Linked DNA regions of Homo sapiens: region 1 is linked to region 2. The links are chromatin contacts, found by Hi-C or POLR2A ChIA-PET in ENCODE. All regions are on one chromosome and are shown on one strand. Each heading gives the region's core, a stretch centred on a gene start or an enhancer-like site at or near the end of the contact. The rest is flanking DNA. Distances are from core to core; before and after follow the strand shown. Region 1 overlaps RORA (RAR related orphan receptor A). Region 2 overlaps RORA (RAR related orphan receptor A).

Region 1 (2,700 bases), core at 187-2,686, 43 kb before region 2:
ATCAAAAGGGGATTAAAAATACCAACCAAAACATGGTTATGAGGATAAATGGCACGAAGAATTGAAAACTAAATAGATTTATAAAACAAAAATATTGTTTGCAAAGGGTTGGCATAGTTCCTCCTTTATTCTGGAAGTTAATTTGCTTGGAAATTCAACCATGTACTAAATCTTCCTCCCTAGGGACCAACAGAAAATTGCAAACTCCTGAGTGGAAACCTTCACGAGGGCTCCGCAAATTGGTGCTCTCTTCTCCTGGTTTCATCCCGCAGGAAGAGACAGTCTCCCTATATGAATGTTCACACCATGAGAAACCTTTCTCACCCTCTCTCCGTGGAATTTCTCTCCCCAATTTTTGAGATATCCTCGACTCAAGGCCAAAGCAGTGGTTTGAAAGGTGTTTGGAAACCAATGTGAACCATCGTGCTTTCCCCTCCCCCACTCTGGGGGTGGGATTTTCAGGCCAACTTTTCTGAAGCTACTTGTGAGTTAACCTGAAGTTGGAATGCCCTCCTGAGGTCGAGGCATAAAAGCCAGCAGCGTAAATAGAAACTGAAGCTGAAATAACCATAAATGTTCTCGAACAACTTCAATAGAGAAAGCCTTGTTTGATCCTCTCTAAGCTTCCTGAAACCAAGCTGAATATTTGTTTGTTTTGTGGTAGCTCCACTTTTTTTTTTTTCCTCAGGCCTTTTAATGCATGGCTGTTGGTTTCTGTTTAAAAGGAAAATGCTTTTTCTCAGTAACGATGTTCACATTCTGAAGTTGGTGATACCCACTTCTAAAGGCCATTTTATTGTAAAGATAAAGTTCTGCTAAGTCTTAGGATGAAAAGATAAAGGATGTGGTCAGTTACCATGACTCGTGCTTACCTCCCAAAGTGTGTCATTTGGTGCACATACCTCAAAACGTGTGAACAGAAAGTTTCTAGGTTTATTTTTATACATGGAGATTTGATTCCACGGCAGAGGGAGGGTGTCAAGGTAAATGACTGTGCAAAAATGACAGAACTGCATTTTGAGCTTTCCGTTGCCAGAGATACAAAGGCCAAGTTAAGGTGAGTTTGCTATTCGATTGCTTTTTGAGGGGTCTATTGGTAATTACCACTGCTGTTTAATATTGCAATATTCATGGGACCTCAATGTTTACACAGCTCCATGGATGCTCAATCCAAATTAAACACGCCCAAGAACAACACAGGGAGAAAACACCTGGGGGCAAAGTGAGGGGCTGCAGTCACAAGTGATCAGATCTTTTGCAGAAGATAGCAGTAGAGGGGCCCTTCCTTTTGGCCTCCTTTCTGGCAAATGTGTTTCAACACCGTTAAACTACATATGATATTGGACTGATTAGCAACTCCTAACACAGAATGTTCTGACGTTAGAAGAGCTAGGAAGTGGCGTGTCAGGGCTGACATGCATGGCAGAGTTTTCAGATACACATACAGTGTTTTTTTCTACACCCTGCCTCCAAAATGTCAGTGTCCCTAGGTTTCTGTTTGTTGCAGAGCCCCTCAATATGTGTGTGGGAGGCAGCACTTGAAGCCAAAACAGTAATGGCCAGATCTTCTGTCTGCAGCCATGAACACAAGGAGAAAGTGCCAGGTGTCAGGAGCAAGAATCTTATATGCCGGGGATTTTTTTTTTTTTTCCTGGAAGCAACTGGAAACCAACTTAGTGACACTTAAGTCCTTCACCTGCTACATGACTTCAGCCAGTGTATGTGAGTCAGAGTGGTACCAAGAAGGGCCCTCATCTGAACAGCCACAAAAGTGACGGGCTATGGCTTGGAATGGGAATATTATACTGTGTTCAGAGTCACGGCAACTTGAACTTGGCAGCCTTATCGGCTTCTGAGATTATGAGTGCCCCACAGCCAAGAGCACCTGTGAGGAGAGTTGACTGTGGAGTGGGATATAGATTGAGAAACCTCTTTCATAGCTGACAATCCATGTAAACTCCTTTAATATGTGGATGGTTAAGTAGCAGTTTAAGTGTTGGAATTACCTGGCCCTGCTTTACCATCTTCTATATATTCAGTATAAGACACACTGGGAATTACTGAAAGCTTCCCTCTCCCCCCTCAAAAAGAGTGGATGGTGCTTAGAATTAAGAGGATGTTTCCAGGGTGTCTTTCGTTTCCATCATCAAAGCAGATAAAATTAACTCTATTAGAAACTGAGACCCCCTCCGTGAGGTATATTAGTCATAAGTTCTCTTTGCAAAAAGGCTAGTCTTCAGAGGATTGTTAAGATCAGATTTCATGACAGACATGTTTCAACATATTTGTACTTCTCTGAACATGCTACATTTGCTCTCATGTGTTGTGATTAGCTGGTTTCAGTGTTTAATCCATGGCATGTGGCATTTTTCTGTAGTAGTGTTTCTGTGGAAAACTTTATCCTAGGCTTGTGGAAGACCAGTTATAACGCTTTGGATAAAGTATGTCCAGCATTTCTAAAAGCTGCAGTTTCCTAAGAAAATGATCTACGGGCACCTAAGGTTAAAATCTTCAGAATTATTTTTTGTATTTTCTGAAAGTGATTTTTAAATGAAGTTGAGAAATGGTACTAACAATGCATCCAATATTGATATAATTAGAATATGCATCATACTCTACTAAAGCCAACCTTCTTTAATATGTTCATATATAAACATAAAGAGGTATGTGGTTTATTGTATATCCAATTTTTCATTTATC
Region 2 (2,727 bases), core at 92-2,591:
GCTTACTGAAACAAGAACACCTAAGTCCTTGAGTGTAAGGTCTTAAATAGTTAGGGTTATTATTTTAGGTATGTATACCATGTCACATTCAAGGCAGTATCAGAAAATGAGGTACATCATAAAAAATTAATTTTCTGCAGCGTATTTCTATAAGTGCCTAAACTAAATCACTTTATAGGGGGAAGGGGAGCTTTCAAAATATATTATGTAAGTCCCTGTCTTCTTAGAGTTCATGGGTTAATACGTCCTTAGTGATTCAAAGTCATTATAACCATTAATTATTATGGTGTGTACAGTATGCTGTAATACAGGATGCACTCAGAAACTCGGCAGGTGTGGTTGGCTCTTTGCCCCTATGCTAAATGGCTCCATGCTGCCATACTTTTTGAGTTCTTAGGTCTAACTTTTTATCATTTTTTAAATCTCTTCCTTCAATATTTATTGTCTCTCTTTGCGCCTATGAGCACAAGTCTCTGTTGTGCTTCCAAAATATCTCCGGTATACTGGAAGTTCAGACATCAAGGTTGTCAGAATTATGTCTTACATAAGAGAAAAAAGCCTCGGAGTAAATATCAAAGGGATGCTTTTTAAAGCACATATACAAACTTTTGGTTCTTGGAGTTTTAGTGGTATCTCTGCTGATCTTTGTTTCTTTCTTTTCTTTTTTCTTTTCTGTTTTTTCGGCTTCTGTCTTCCATTTATTTCACAAGGCTTTCATGTGAGAGATGTCTGATTGAAAAGTATTATAGCAATTGTTTATACTTCTGAGATAGCAGTTCTAATTTAGTATTTCTTTAGATAACCACTTGCCTTACTGGAAACTGCTTACCTTCTACTAGTGTTAGTTACAATTTTTGGTGCATAGTCAAGAATAGGACTTTTTCCTTTTAACTATCTTTTTCAAACATTTCACGTAGTGCCTCACCCAAAGTCTGCTCCGAGAAAATATATGATGATTAACTGAGATTTAAAAATAATTATCACACACAAGCTACATACAAATGAAACTTTCTACAAAGTATACTGGTCTTTCATGTTCTAGAAAATGCTTCTGTGCTTTTCACATCTTGGTTTAAAAAAAACAACAACAAGAAAGACCAAGTTGAGCATAAATGATAAAAATAATTTGTAAAGGAGCTGAAAATAGAACTCTTCGTAGATACCAATTCCAAGTACATTGCAGCTTTCCTATGGGATTATTTTGTTGCTGGAAGAATTTGTAGCTCCTAATTAGGAGCCCTTTAATTCATTCATTCGTTCCAACAATAGCATTTACTGAATGCTTGCTGGGCCCCACCAGGGATACACAGGCATATCAGACACAATCTCAGGAAACAGACATTTTGGCCAGAATTTGAAGGTTGCTGTGAGTCAGAGCCCAGCTGCCATATGTTAGAAGCATTCCTCCAGTTAAAACTGAAAGCTTTAAAGTGAAGCTTAACTTGTTTTTTCAAGCTAGCCTTGATTCAATTAGAACGATCCCAAATATTTCGTGTTCTGGGAAGAAATCTGGAGAAGTGGTGTCATAATGTTTTCCTGTTCGCTGACAAGTCATTCAGTAGCCCTGTCCAAGATCATTTAAAATAGCCTGGGAATAATCAGAAGTGATGTGCCTCTGCGGAAAACACTTGGAGGATGTCTGTCGGCAAATGATGTTTTAAACCCTAGGTTTGATTTAGAACTGTTGTCAGGTTCCTAATGACGATTTATATGTTTAAAAAACGTCATCTCCAGAAAAGTTAATATAAATGTAAGTTAGGAAACAATGAAAGTTTCATATAATATAATCATTATTTACTCTGTGGTTTTACTTATCTGTTTTGCTTTGTAATCAAATATACAAACTTACCTTCTCTCCCTCCCTGCTATTAGCTTGCTTTGTCAGTGAGTCATCATGTTTTGCCTCTATTAAAGACCAATAATCTTAAATCGTATCATTAATCATATCTGATCATCGTAATTTTGTAAGAAAACCATCTGTATAAATTTTGAGTGAAGTAACCTTATGCATTGTTTACGTAGTTTCTTTTCCACTATAGTTTAACATTTAGATTATGTTGTTAGCCTTAGTTGTATGCGGGAAGATTGACATAATTTTATTAAAATTATTGGTTTTTATTGCCTTGAAATCCTAAGGGATACAATAGGTTTTGGTAAGAAAGCATTTCAGACAGAATCATAATAAGCTTCTTAACTAAATGTCCTTGTTTGTCTAGGAGTGTTTGAAAGAAAAAAAAATCTTGTTTCCAGAGAGTACAAACTCTAACTACATTACGAAGAATTGCTTTTAAACATTCAGGAATTTTTTTTTTTGAAATGGAGTAGACAAATTATCAGTTTTCATGGTGACATGTACATAGTATATCGTGTGTAGAACCTTTGACTCTGAAGAACATAGCTAGGTTGACAGAATAACAAAAGATCCACTTCTAAAGTGAAAAATTATCTTAATTATTTGGGAGCTCTGAGTATATAATGCCAAATACATGGAGAGTTAGCACTATCTGTATGTCCAAATAAACTCCCTGTTCACACTGTTTGTTAGTATATTTTATATTGCTCATACAGTTATAAATGTCTAGTGGTAGGTCATAAACCACTCCAATCCAGTGATTATTGGGTATCAACAGTGTGCCAGATACTAATGGGTTTCATGTTTATTGCCTGACTTTTAAGATCTTAAAAACATCTCTAAAGATAGGTGTTAGTTTTTCAGTTGTACAGGAG

What was found. Hi-C counts contacts between places; a loop is a spot of excess contacts on that map. ChIA-PET counts read pairs that join two places held with the same protein, here RNA polymerase II (POLR2A). Pooled maps may share reads with other maps.
Region 1: a loop to region 2 is called in a map of heart left ventricle, with 2.0 times the contacts of the local background. The contact joins two enhancer-like sites. A Hi-C loop is called at or near these places in 14 of 168 maps with a recorded cell type or tissue (CD4-positive, alpha-beta memory T cell, CD8-positive, alpha-beta T cell, Caco-2 and 10 more), 28 of 37 single-sample maps with no recorded cell type and 19 of 50 pooled maps. POLR2A ChIA-PET finds 5 or more read pairs at or near these places in 16 of 52 experiments (CD4-positive, alpha-beta T cell, CD4-positive, alpha-beta memory T cell, CD8-positive, alpha-beta memory T cell and 11 more).

What each region holds. Positions count from the first base shown.
Region 1 is chr15:60,648,192-60,650,891 of GRCh38, reverse strand. All of the region lies in intron 2 of RORA (RAR related orphan receptor A), which reads left to right. LOC105370846 (a long non-coding RNA gene) reads right to left here. Exons shown (of 5, transcript XR_007064663.1): 5 at 1-2,700. Among named protein-coding and RNA genes, the nearest start is that of RORA-AS2, 32 kb to the left of the region's middle. RefSeq lists an enhancer at 250-751. Within about 2 kb of position 1,436, at least 4 of the 41 ENCODE cell types and tissues checked have a DNase peak (open chromatin) inside an H3K27ac peak, as active enhancers do.
Region 2 is chr15:60,604,810-60,607,536 of GRCh38, reverse strand. All of the region lies in intron 2 of RORA (RAR related orphan receptor A), which reads left to right. All of the region lies in intron 5 of RORA-AS1 (RORA antisense RNA 1), which reads right to left. Among named protein-coding and RNA genes, the nearest start is that of RORA-AS2, 75 kb to the left of the region's middle. Within about 2 kb of position 1,341, at least 4 of the 41 ENCODE cell types and tissues checked have a DNase peak (open chromatin) inside an H3K27ac peak, as active enhancers do.